Regions from separate parts of the Homo sapiens genome. Here region 1 is linked to region 2. The links are chromatin contacts, found by Hi-C or POLR2A ChIA-PET in ENCODE. All regions are on one chromosome and are shown on one strand. Each heading gives the region's core, a stretch centred on a gene start or an enhancer-like site at or near the end of the contact. The rest is flanking DNA. Distances are from core to core; before and after follow the strand shown. Region 1 holds the start of SPNS3 (SPNS lysolipid transporter 3, sphingosine-1-phosphate (putative)). Region 2 has its middle 31 kb from the start of UBE2G1.

Evidence for each region. Hi-C counts contacts between places; a loop is a spot of excess contacts on that map. ChIA-PET counts read pairs that join two places held with the same protein, here RNA polymerase II (POLR2A). Pooled maps may share reads with other maps.
Region 1: a loop to region 2 is called in a pooled map of posterior vena cava, with 18 times the contacts of the local background. The contact joins the promoter of SPNS3 here to the enhancer-like site in region 2. A Hi-C loop is called at or near these places in 1 of 168 maps with a recorded cell type or tissue (left colon) and 2 of 50 pooled maps. POLR2A ChIA-PET finds 5 or more read pairs at or near these places in 3 of 52 experiments (HEK293, IMR-90 and OCI-LY7).

Annotation. Positions count from the first base shown.
Region 1 is chr17:4,430,855-4,437,089 of GRCh38, forward strand. It overlaps SPNS3 (SPNS lysolipid transporter 3, sphingosine-1-phosphate (putative)), which reads left to right and starts at 3,086. Exons shown (of 12, transcript NM_182538.5): 1 at 3,086-3,312. The coding sequence starts at 3,114. RefSeq lists an enhancer at 3,148-3,802.
Region 2 is chr17:4,394,323-4,400,789 of GRCh38, forward strand. No RefSeq gene overlaps it. Among named protein-coding and RNA genes, the nearest start is that of UBE2G1, 31 kb to the left of the region's middle. RefSeq lists enhancers at 1,372-2,142, 1,726-1,805, 2,143-2,912. Within about 2 kb of position 1,794, at least 6 of the 41 ENCODE cell types and tissues checked have a DNase peak (open chromatin) inside an H3K27ac peak, as active enhancers do; they include OCI-LY7, where a contact is called at or near this core.

The DNA of each region.
Region 1 (6,235 bases), core at 1,836-4,335, 38 kb after region 2:
AGGATTGGAATTGCAGGGCCATATGGTAATTTTATGTTTAACCTTTGGAGGAACTGCCAAACTTTGTTCCACTGCGGCTGCCTTACTCCACATTCCCAGCAATGCATGAGGCTTTCAATCTCTCCACCAACATTTGTTATTTCCTCTCTCTCTCTTTTTAAAATTATAGCCGTCTTAGTGGGTACGAACTGATATCTTATGGTGGCTTCAATCTGCCATTTTCCTAATGACTTGTGATGTTGAACATTTTTCTTTCTTTTTTTTTTTTTCCCCCGAGATGAAGTCTCGCTCTGTCACCCAGGCTAGAGTGCAGTGGTGTGATCTCAGCTCACCGCAACCTCTGCCACCCGGGTTCAAGCAGTTCTCCTGCCTCAGCCTCCTAAATAGCTGGGATTACAGACACATGCCACCACGCCCAGCTAATTTTTGTATTTTTAGTAGATATGGAGTTTCACTATGTTGGCCAGGCTGGTCTCGAACTCCCAACCTTGTGATCCACCCACCTGAGCCTCCTAAAGTGCTGGGATTGCAGGCGTGAGCTACTGTGCCCAGCCTGAACATCTTTTTATGTGCTTGTCGGTCACCTGTATATCTTCAGAGAAATGTCTGTTCAACTCCTTGGCCCATTTTTGTCCCCCTGATGTTTTTTTTCTTTAGAGATGGGATCTCACTCTGTTGCCCAAGCTGGAGTACAGTGGCATGATTATAGCTCACTGTGGCCTCAACCTCCCAGGCTTAAGTGATCCTTCCACCTCAGCCTCCAGAGTAGCTGGGACTACAGGTCCATGCCACTATGCCCGGCTCTTCACCCATTTTTAAATTGGTTTGTCATTTTATGCTTTAACTTTTTGTTTAGATATAATTTATAACTTATAGAAAGTTTATCATATAGCGTAAAGAAACTCTTATAATCTTTACCCAGATTCATCTATTATTAATATTTGCCCCATTTGTTTTCTTACTATACATATCTAATATTTTTTCCTGAACCGTTTGAGAATGAGTGGCATAAATCATGGCCCTGTACCTCTAGATACTTCAGATAAGGATATTTACTTATTTACTTACATAACCATAGTTCACAGATGCTGATATGCTATTTCTTCCTGATCCAGTTTTATCAGTTGATCCAGTACAGGAGCGAGGTTGGGATCCTGTACTGCTCTTAATTGTCTTATTGTCTTGTCTCTCTTTTTTTTTTTTTTTTTTTTGAGACGGAGTCTTGTTCTGTCACCCAGGCTAGAGTGCAGTGGCACGATCTTGGCTCACTGCAACCTCTGCCTCCCGGGTTCACATGATTCTCCTGCCTCAGCCTCCTGAGTAGCTGGGACTACAGGTGCACACCACCACACCCAGCTACTTTTTTGTGTATTTTTAGTAGAGACAGGGTTTCACTATGTTGGCCAGACTGGTCTCGAACTCCTGACCTCGTGATCCGCCCGCCTGGGCCTCCCAAAGTGCTGGGATTACAGGCATGAGCCACCGCGCCTGGCCTATCTTGTCTCTTTGTTGCTTTTAATCCAAAACAGTCCCTCAGAATATTTTTTTTTTTTCGAGACAGAGTTTTGCTCTTGTTGCCCAGGCTGGAGTGTAATGGCGTGATCTTGGCTCACCACAACCTGTGCCTCCCGGGTTCAAGCAATTCTCCTGCCTCAGCCTCCCGAGTAGCTGAGATTACAGGCACCTGCCACCATGCCTAGTTAGTTTTGTATTTTTAGTAGAGACGGGGTTTCTCCACATTGGTCAGGCTGATCTTGAACTCCCGACCTCAGGTGATCCACCTGCCTCGGCCTCCCAAAGTGCTGGGATAACAAGCGTGAGCCACCACGCCTAGCTCCCTCAGTCTTTCTTAGTCTTTCATGACTCTGACATTTTTCAATATACAGTCCCTTTAAAGAAATAGTGTTTCTCAATTTGGGCTTGTCTGATGTTTTTTCATTTTAAAAATTAAAAAAAAAATTTTTTTTTTTGAGTTGGGGTCTTGCTTTGTCACCCAGCCTGGAGTGCAGTGGCACGAACATGGCTCACTGCAGCCTCGACTTCCCAGGCTAAGGCGATCCTTCCTACCTCAGCCTCCCAAGTAGCTGGGACTGTGGACGCACACCACTACACCCGGCTATTTTTTTTTAAAATTTTTTATTTTTTTGGTATTTTTGTAGCAATGGGGTTTCACCATGTTGCCCAGGCTGGTCACAAACTTCTGGGCTTGGATGATCCTCCTGTCTTGGCCTCCCAGTGTTAGGATTACAGGTGCGAGCCACCGCGTCTGGCTGATGTCTTCTCATGATGAGATTCCGGTTGTGCCTTCCTGGCTGGAATGCCACATAGATGATGCTGTGACCTGCGAAGACCTTCACATCTGGAGGCACACGACACCCTCCTGCCTCTCACAGGTGATTTATTTTAACCCCTTGGTCAAGATGTCTGATTCCTCTACTGTATAGTTACTCTTTTTCCTTTTGTTACTAATAAGCAATCTATCAAGAGATGCTTCGTGACCGTGCTGACACCCTCCCCCCTCACTGAAGTCTTCCCCCCAGATTTAGCCCCCACTGATGAGTTTTGCACACAGGCTGTCTTCTTGTAGGCAGCCCCCTCTGCTACCTTTGTTTTTCCGGGAAGGACCTTAGATCCTGGGTAGGTGCTCATCCTGCCTGGCAGTCGAGTGCAATGCTGCTGTCCTGGCCAATGCCCAGCCTTCCTCATTTGCCCCGGCTTCAAGGCATTGGTTCACAGTCCCGTACGGGCAGCTAGACCATCTCACAGCAAGCAGCACTCTGGGAGGCTCATCTCATTTCCTGCCCTGGAAGCTTCCCTTCCTCACTGCAGCCACTGAAGCTGCAGGCTAGATCAAGGGGACCACAGAGTTGTCCAGTCCCCAGGGTGGGGGTGCCAGGAGCCCTTGTCCTCCGTAGCAGGTCTCAGAGGCTGACGATGGGGAAATCGCACTGGTGAAGCTGCCGTGGGGTCAGGAGGAACCTGCGATAAGACGCCCAACAGTTAGGGCAGGTGCTTTGAGGTTTGGAGCCTGGGACCCCACAGGAAGTGACTTCGTGCTGAGCTAATGTTGCTTCATCCTGGCGCCAGTCTCAGGCCAAGAGCTGCAGGCTGGCATGGCTGGGGGGATGTCAGCGGAGTGCCCTGAGCCTGGGCCAGGAGGTCTGCAGGGCCAGTCCCCAGGGCCAGGCAGGCAGTGTCCCCCTCCCATCACGCCCACCTCCTGGAGCCTGCCCCCGTGGAGGGCCTACGTGGCTGCCGCCGTCCTCTGCTACATCAACCTCCTGAATTACATGAACTGGTTCATCATTGCAGGTGAGGAGGGGATGGCTACCCTGGGCAGTACCTGCTGCTGTGCCCACCAGCCAGGGGCTGCAGATCCATGGTGGCCTTCCAGCCATCACCCATCTTTCTGCTCCTGGGCCCATCTCTGGTGTTCTCACCTCTAGAGGTGGTTTTCAGCTGTGCTCGAATCGGGGAGGACCAACTGATGTTCCCAATCCAGCCTCAACTAAGAAGGGACACAGGCTGGGCATGGTGGCTCCCGCTTGTAATTCCAGCACTTTGGGAGGCTGAGGCAGGAAGATTGCTTGAGCCCAGGAGTTTGAGACCAACCTGGACAACATAGTGAGACTCTGTCTCTATTTATTTATTTTTTTTTTTGAGACAGAGTCTCGCTCTGTCGCCCAGGCTGGAGTGTAGTGGCGCAATCTCAGCTCACTGCAACCTCTGTCTCCCAGGTTCAAGTGATTCTCCTGCCTCAGCCTCCCGAGTAGCTGGGATTACAGGCGTGCACCACCACATCCGGCTAATTTTTGTATTTTGAGTAGAGGAGGAGTAGGGACGGGGTTTTACCATGCTAGTCAGGCTGGTCTCGAACTCCTGACCTCAGGTGATCCACCCGCCTCGGCCTCCCAAAGTGCTGGGATTACAGGCATGAGCCACCGTGCCCGGCCTTTTTTTTTTTTCTTGAGACAGAGTCTCAATCTGTTGCCCAGGCTGGAGTGCAGTGGCGCGATCTCGGCTCACTGCAACTTCTGCCTCCCAGGTTCAAGCGATTCCTATCTCAGCCTCCCGAGTAGCTGGGACTACAGGCGCATACCACCATGCCAGGCTAGTTTTTGTATTTTTAGTAGAGACGGGGTTTTGCCGTGTATGCCAGGCTGTCTCGAACTCCAGACCTCAGGTGATCCGCCTGCCTCGGCCTCCCAAAGTGTTGGGATTATAGGCATGAGCCCCTGCGCCCAGCCGAAACTCTGTCTCTATTTAAAAAATTAAAAATATTTTAGGGCTGGGTGCGGTGGCTCAGGCCTGTAATCCCAGCACTGTGGGAGGCCAAGGTGGGCGGATCACTTGAAGTGAGGACTTTGTGACCAGCCTGGGCAACATGGTGAAACCCCGTCTCTACTAAAACTACAAAAATTAGCCGAGCATGGTAGCGGGCACCTGTAATCTCAGCTACTGGGGAGGCTGAGGCAGAGAATTGCTTGAACCTGGGAGGTGGATGTTGCAGTGAGCCGAGATCCCACCATTGAGCCAAGATCCCACCATTGCACTCCAGTCTGGGCGACAGAGCAAGGCTCTGTCTCAAAAAAAAAAAAATAAAAAATAAAAAATAAATAAATAAATAAATATTTTTTAAAAATTAAGGGAGGGCACAGTGGGGGTGGGGCCAGAGACATAATGAGGGGTGGGTGGGTGAGGACAGCAGGCAGGACTTCCAGGCAGAGGCCCCCAGGTTCTAGGTGGAGGACAGGGTAGCCTGGGCCAGACAAGAATAGCTCCTGCTGGCTGTGTTTCTAGGACAACAGGCTGCTCGCAAACCTCACACGTCCTGCCTTCCTTCTTGCAGGCTTCAGGGCTCAACCTGCTCTGTCTTCTGTCACTCATTCACTAACTCACTCACTCATTCATTCATTCAAGACTGATCAGGGGCCAGGCGTGGTGGCTCACGCCTGTAATCCCAGCTACTCGGGAGGCTGAGGCAGGACAGTCGCTTGAACCCGGGAGGCGGAGGTTGCGGTGAGCTGAGATCGTGCCACTGCACTCCAGCCTGGGCGACAGAGCGAGACTCCGTCTCAAACAAAGACAACAACAATAACAACAGCTGATTGAGGCTCCACTTGCTCTTCTCTTCTTGTCATTCATTCATTCAAGACCGGCTGAGCACTAACTGTGGGCAGGACCCCCTGCTGGCTGCTGTGGACCCAGGGAGGAAATCGGACTTGGAGTTCCTGAACTCAGGAATGACCATCTCATGGGGCAGAGATAGAGGCTGGTTGATGGCAGTCCTGCGAGGCGGAGAGGTGCGGCCAGACAAGGGGGAGGCACAGGCCGGGCTGGGAGCTCAGGAGGGTGCCTGCAGCTGCCAGGCATCTCTGAGACCTGGGCATCGATCTGTCAGTTACCAGCTCAGCATGCCAGAGAGTGGCTATGGAATCATGAAACTCTAGGGGCTGCAGAGCCATCCCCAGACCTGGTCATCGTCTTTGAGGAGCTCAGAGGTCAGGAGCTTCTCCTCACATGAGGTCAGGAGTTCGAGACCAGCCTGGGTAACATAGAAAAACCTTGTCTCTACAAAAAATTTAAAAAATTAGCCAGGGACAGTGATGTCTTCAGCCTCTCGGGAGGCTGAAGCAGGAGGATTGCTTGAGGCTGAAGCAGGAGGATTGCTTGAGGCTGAAGCGGGAGGATTGCTTGAGGCTGCGGTGAGCCCTCTAGCCTGAGTGACAGAGCAAGATCTTATCTAAACCCCTAAAGACAAAAAGCCAAAACAAAGCAAAACAAAACACATGAAACAAAAAACCCCAAAGGGGTGTATGGGGTGAGAACAGAGCTTCTTGGGTGCCAGACTGGGAGCTTGGACTTTCTGCCTTGGGCAATGGGGAGCCATATAATTGGATTTGAGGCCCTGATGGAGGCAAAATGAGCCAGGGAGTCAGTTCAGAGGCTGCTGTAGTGGATCAGGCCAAAGCTGAGGAGGCCTGAGTTGGAGTGTGGGCCAAGGGCACGCAAAGGCGAGAAGGGGCAAGAGGTGGATGGGAGCCAGGAATCACCAGTGTGGAGCTCTCTGAACCCACGAGCCTGGGGACCCGCTATCTCTGCCGCTAGCCCTGGAGGTCCCTGGCTGGGCCCTAAGACCCTGAGTCTTGCCTGTCCAGGTCCCTTCTCCATCAGCACTTCCTCTGTATGTGCAAGAAAGGGGGCTGTGGTTACTGTGGGGATAGAGACCTGGAGA
Region 2 (6,467 bases), core at 544-3,043:
GAAATGTTTGTTAGATGAATGTCCTCCCAGAGGCTAAAGGAATGGGGTAGTCACATGTCCAACCCAGGATGTGAATGTGGCCAGTCTGGCCACAGCAAGTTAAACTACCTCTGGGGTGTGTCCTGCTCCTGGCTTCCTGTAATCTGGTTCCTTGGAGGCTAATTAACACAGAGCTAGCTTTGCTCCAGGTTTCCCACCTTGGTGTAGCTCCTTCCATGCTGTCTCTTGGCTCAGGGATGGATGGGTTGGGGAGCGGGCTCCTGACTGATGGAGGGGGTAGTATGTAGGCTGGAGGCTGGAGAGCTGGGTCCAGCTAAGCCTAGCCCCCATCCAGGCTTCCAGAGTGTGTTTGCTGCTGGCTTGAGATCAGCAGGTAGTGAACCAGGCCAGGAGGTCATTGCCCTCTCCAGGCCTTGGTATTCTAGATCCTTCTCCTCCTTTGGCCCATCTTCCTTCCTTCCTTCCTTCTTTCCTTCCTTCCTTCCTTCCTTCCTTCCTTCCTTCCTTCCTTCCTTCCTTCCTTCCTGCCTTCCTTCCTTCCTTCCTTTTTTCTTTCTTTCTCTCTCTCTGTCTCTCTCTCTCTCTCTTTCTCTTTCTTTCTTTCTTTCTTTCTTTGAGACAGAGTCTCACACTGACACCCAGGCTGGAGTGCAGTAGCGCAATCTCAGCTCACTGTAACCTCCGCCTCTCAGGTTCAAAGGATTCTCCTGCCTCAGCCTCCCTGGCCCATGTTTATTCCAGTGGCTCTTGCCCTCTCTCTCCCACAGTTGCCAATCCCAAATGAAGATATCTCTCAGGGGCAGCAAGAACCCCCATTCTAAGCACTTTAACCTCTTTTCTTAGGATAGCCAGATAAAATACAGTAACACTCAGTTACCAGCCTGGACAACACGGCGAAACCCCATCTGTACCAAAAATTTTTAAAAAAGCAACAAGTAGCTGGGAATGGTGGCTTGCACCTGTAGTCCTACCTACTTGGGAGGCTGAGGTGGGAGGATCACCTGACCCCAGGAGGTCGAGGCTGCAGTGAACCATGATTACACCACTGCACTCTAGCCTGGGTGACAGGGTAAAACCCTGTCTCAAAAAGAAAAAAAGAAAGAAAGAGAAAAAGGACACTTAGTTAAATTTAATTTCAGATAAGGAATTATTATTATTATTATTGTTATTAGAAACAGAGTCTCGCTCTGTTGCCCAGGCTGGAGTGCAGTGGCACGATTGAGGCTCACTGCAACCTCTGCCTCCCGGGTTCAAGCAATTCTCGTTCCTCAGCCTCCCAAGTAGGTGGCAGTACAGATGTGCAGCACCACACCGGTCAATTTTGGTATTTTTAGTAGAGATAGGATTTTGCCATGTTTGCCAGGCTGGTCTCGAACTCCTGGCCTCAGGTGATCTGCCCGCCTTGGGCTCCCAAAGTGCTGGGATTACAGGCGTGAGCCATCACGCCCGACTAATTTTTCAGTATAAGTATATTCCAAATACTGCATGGGATATAATTATACAACAAAATTTAGCTGCTTATTTGAAATTCAAATTTAACCGTGTGCATGTATTTTTATTTGCGAAATCTGGCAGCCTTGCCCGTTCTTCCGTAGCAGTTCCAGACAGCCACGGCCACCTGGTCCTGGTCCTCGGGAGTACCGACACAACTGCCACCCTAAAGGGCACCAGGAACTCTACCTCCATCAGCTCGCAGATGGTCACCGTGGCAGCTGTCTCTAAGGAGGGTGTTCACTCCTCTTCCACAGATGACAAAACTGAGACTCCAAGAAGCCAAGTGACTTGTGTAAGGACAAACGGTAACCAAGGCGCAGGGGAAGCAGCCAGCCTTTGCCAGTCTGACTCCAAAGTTCAAGTTCTATGTACACCCCAGGTAGCTTGGCAAACCACCCACTTCTCGAACAGGAAGGCCTCAACCCTGCCGTTCACAAAGGAGGAAAAAGACAGTGTGTGCAGGCCCCCAGGCACAGGACAGACAAGATTCGGTGCTAGAATATTCAAAGTGATTTTGAAACCCAGCGCCTCTTAGTAATAACAATACCAGTTTCGGTCATTTGCATAACTTTCTACCGTTAACAAAAGGTATCCCCAGCAGTTAATTACAATGACAAAGAAGGCACAAGGAGGCCGGGGCGGTGGTTCACGCCTGTAATCCCAGCACTTTGGGAGGCCGAGGCAAGTGGATCACCTGAGGTTAGGAGCTCAGCCTGGCCAACATGGTGAAACCCCATCTCTACTAAAAGTACAAAAAATTAGCCGGGTGTGGTGGCACATGCCTGTAATCTCAGCTACTCGGGAGCTGAGGCAGGAGAATCGCTGCAATCCGGGAGGCGGAGGTTGCAGTGAGCTGAGATCGCGCCACTGCACTCCAGCCTGGGCAACAAGAGCGAGACTCCGTCTCAAAAAACAAAACAAAACAAACAAACAAAAAAAGAAGGCAGATGGGAGAGAGAATGGTCTGTAGGATCCCTCTGCAGACCCTGGGACGTTTCCTGTGCTCCCACTGGACATGGCTGGGGTGGGTGGGTGGGTGCTGGGCAGATCCTTCTGGGCCAACTTCCAGGAGCTTCTAGATGAGGGTCCTGAAGTCACAGGCTCTGAGCGTGGGTCTGGGCAGCGCACAGAGGGCTTGGGTCCCAGTGGCCAGTTCCAGCTCTGCCTGCAGGACCCCAGTGTTGGCGAACATGCCATCGGTTACAGTTCCTGACACCACCTGCTGGACTGGATTCCAGGCGGTGTAAACCAGTCTCTGCTCTCAGGGAGGGTCTGAAAGACGACGGATCCTTTGAGGGAGGGAACTGGGAGCCCAGGCCCTCAAGATGGGTTAGGAGTAAACTGGAGGGGAGGGGCTTGGGACACCTGCCGGGGGAGTCCAGGGTGGGGTAAGACGCTGGAGAAAATATGATCAAAATGAGACTTATGTAAATCAAATCTCGTTTGGTTGCAGATCTTTTACTGCTGTTTTGATCTGCCATTGGCAGAGACTGCTGACTACTTGGGCTTTTGAGTTTTTCTTCCCCTTTTTACGTGCCATGTGGGGCAGGGGGCGGGAGGAGGTGGGGTGCCCTTTAGGCCACCAGGTTTTGTTTTTGTTTTTTGAGACAGAGTCTCGCTCTGTTGCCCAGGCTGGAGTGCAATGGCGTGATCTTGGCTCACTGCAACCTCCACTTCCCGGGTTCAAGCGATTCTCTTGCCTCAGCCTCCTGAGTAGCTGGGACTACAGGTGCGTGCCACCATGCCCGGCTAATTTTTTTTGTGTGTGTGTGTTTTTAGTAGAGATGGGGTTTCACCGTGTTAGCCAGGATGGTCTCGAACTCCTGATCTTGTGATCCGCCCGCCTCGGCCTCCCAAAGTGCTGGGATTACAGGCGTGAGCCACCGTGCCCAGCCATTTTTCTTTTCTTTTCTTCCTTTTTCTTTTTCTTTCTTTTTTTTTTTTTTTTTGAGACAGGGTTTCACTCTGTCTCCCAGGCTGGAGTGCAGTGGCACGATCTCACCTCACTGCAACCTCCACCTCCCGGGTTCAAGCGATTCTCCTGCCTCAGCCTCTTGAGTAGCTGGGATTACAGACACCTGCCACCACACCCAGCTAATTTTTTATTTTTAGTAGAGACGGGGTTTCACCATATTGGTCAGGATGGTCTCGAACTTCTGACCTCAGGTCATCTGCCACCTCGGCCTCCCAAGGTGTGCTTACAGGCATGAGCCACCACACCCGGCCTTAGGCCATCAGGGTTTAAGGAGTGCCAGGAAACTGTTAAAGGAACCTTGGGGGATCTTTCAGAAATATTTAAAAAAAAGATGAGGCTGTGGATATGCCTCCCCACCCCTACCCTCTAGTTTCTTCATTGAAAATTTTAGTTTTTTTTCCTTGCCCAATTTTCTCTTGTGAGTGGCTCTCTCTAAAATTGTAGTTCTGGATGGGCAGGTGGCTCACGCCTGTAATCCCAGCACTTTGGGAGGCTGAGGCGGGTGGATCACTTGAGGTCAGGAGTTCAAGACCAGCCTGGCCCACATGGTGAAACCCCATCTCTACTAAAATACAAAAATTAGCTGGGTATGGTGGCTGGTGCCTGTAATCCCAGCTACTCGGGAGGCTGAGGCAGGAAAATCGCTTGAACCGGAGAGGTGAAGGTTGCAGTGAGCCAAGATTGCATCACTGCACTCCAGCCTGGGCAACAAGAGCAGACACTCCATCTCAAAATAAATAAATAAAATAATAATAATAATCATCAAAGTGTAGGTATGTGTCAGAGGTGGTGGGAAGAGAGGACGTGAGAAGATGTACTTATATGACCACAGATTAAAATTTTTTATTTCAAATTTGCTGCAAAGGGAGATAATGTTGGAAAAATCCAGTTCAGAGATTCCCACTGGATAGAAACATTTGATATGAAAAAAATATATTAGATAATCATTGTCAAACAGGATTTTTAAAATCTAAGTAAAGATCATTAGACTGTTTGCAAAATGGAAAGCTGGTTGTATAACTGCCCAAGGGGATCACCTTGCCCGCTGCCTAGACAGCCGATTCATCAAGACAGGGGAATTGCAACGGAGAAAGAGTAATTCACGCAAAGCTGGCTGTGCAAAGACCAGAGTTTTTTGTTTGTTTGTTTGTTTTTGTGACATAGTTTTTGCTCTTATTGCCCAGGCTGGAGTGCAATGGTGCAATCTCAGCTTACTGCAACCTCCACCTCCCGGGTTCAAGTGATTCTCCTGCCTCAGCCCTCCCGAGTAGCTGGGATTACAGACGTGCATCACCATGCTCGGCTAATTTTTTTTTTATTTTTAGTAGAGACAGGGTTTCACCATGTTGGTCAGGCCTGTCTCGAACTCCTGACCACAAGTGATCCACCCAATTCGGCCTCCCAAAGTGCTGGGACTACAGGCGTGAGCCACTGTGCCCAGCCTGTTTGCAGCAGTTTTGTTTAATAGCTCTAAACTGGAAATAGGATAATTGATAAATAAATTGTAGTATATTTGCTATGGTCTGAGTGTGTTCCCCAAAATTCATGAATTGGAAACTTTTTTGTTTTTGTTTTTGAGATGGAGTTTTACTCTTGTCATCCAGGCTAGAGTGCAATGGTGTGATCTTGGCTCACTGCAACCTCTGCCTCCCGGGTTCAAGAGATTCTCCTGTCTCAGCCTCCCAAGTAGCTGGGATTATAGGTGCCTGCCACCATGCCTGGCTAATTTTTGTATTTTTAGTACAGACAGGGTTTCACCATGTTGGCTAGGCTGGTCTTGAACTCCTGACCTCATGTGATCTGCCCACCTCGGCCTCCCAAAGTGTTGGGATTACAGGCATGAGCCACCACACCTGGTGAATTGGAAACTTAATCCTCAATGCAACAGTGTTGGGAGGTAGGGCCTAGTGGGAGGTGTTTAGGTCATGAGAGCTCTGCCCTCATGAATACATAAATGCTGCCATTAAAAGGGCTCACAGAAGTGGGTTCTGTCCTTTCACTCTTCTGACATGTGAGAACACAGCATTTGTCCCTGCTTGACTTCTGCTTTCTGCCATGTGAAGACACAGCAAGAAGGCCCACACCAGATGCCACCACCTTAATCTTGGACTTCCCAGCCTCCAGAACTATGAGAAATAAATTTCTGTTTCTTATAAATTATCCAGTCTCAGGCATTCCACTGTAGTAGCACAAACGGACTAAGGCAGTATTTGTATCTAAAAGGCTATCTAGAGCTGGGTGTGGTGGCTCACACCTGTAATCTCAGCACTTTGGGAGGCCAAGGCAGGTGAATCACCTGAGGTCAGGAGTTCGAGACCAGCCTGGCCAACATGGTGAAACCCCATCTTTATAAAAATACAAAAATTAGCCAGGCATGGAGCACACACTTATAATCTCAGCTACTCAGGAGGCTGAGGCAGGAGAATTGCTGGAACCTGGGAGGCGGAGGTTGTAGTGAGCCGACATTGCACCACTGCACTCCAGGCTGGGCGACAGACTGAGACTCTGTCTCAAAAAAAAAAAAAAAAAAAGAGGCTGGGCGAGGTGGCTCATGTCTGTAATCCCAGTACTTTGGGAGGCCAAGGCAGGTGGATCACAAGGTCAGGAGGGTTTTTTTTGTTTTGTTTGTTTGTTTGTTTTTTGAGACGGAGTCTTGCTGTCGCCCAGGCTGGAGTGCAGTGGCGCGATCTCAGCTCACTGCAGGCTCTACCCTCTGGGGTTCACGCCATTCTCCTGCCTCAGCCTCCCGAGTAGCTGGGACTACAGGCGCCTGCCACCTCGCCCGGCTAATTTTTTGTATTTTTAGTAGAGACGGAGTTTCACCGTGTTAGCCAGGATAGGATGGTCTCGATCTCCTGACCTCGCCTCGGCCTCCCAAAGTGCTGGAATTACAGGCGTGAGCCACTGCGCCCGGCCAAGGTCAGGAGTTTTGAGATGTGCCTGGCCAAGATGGTGAAACCCTGTCTCTACTAGAAATACAAAAATTAGCTGGGCATGG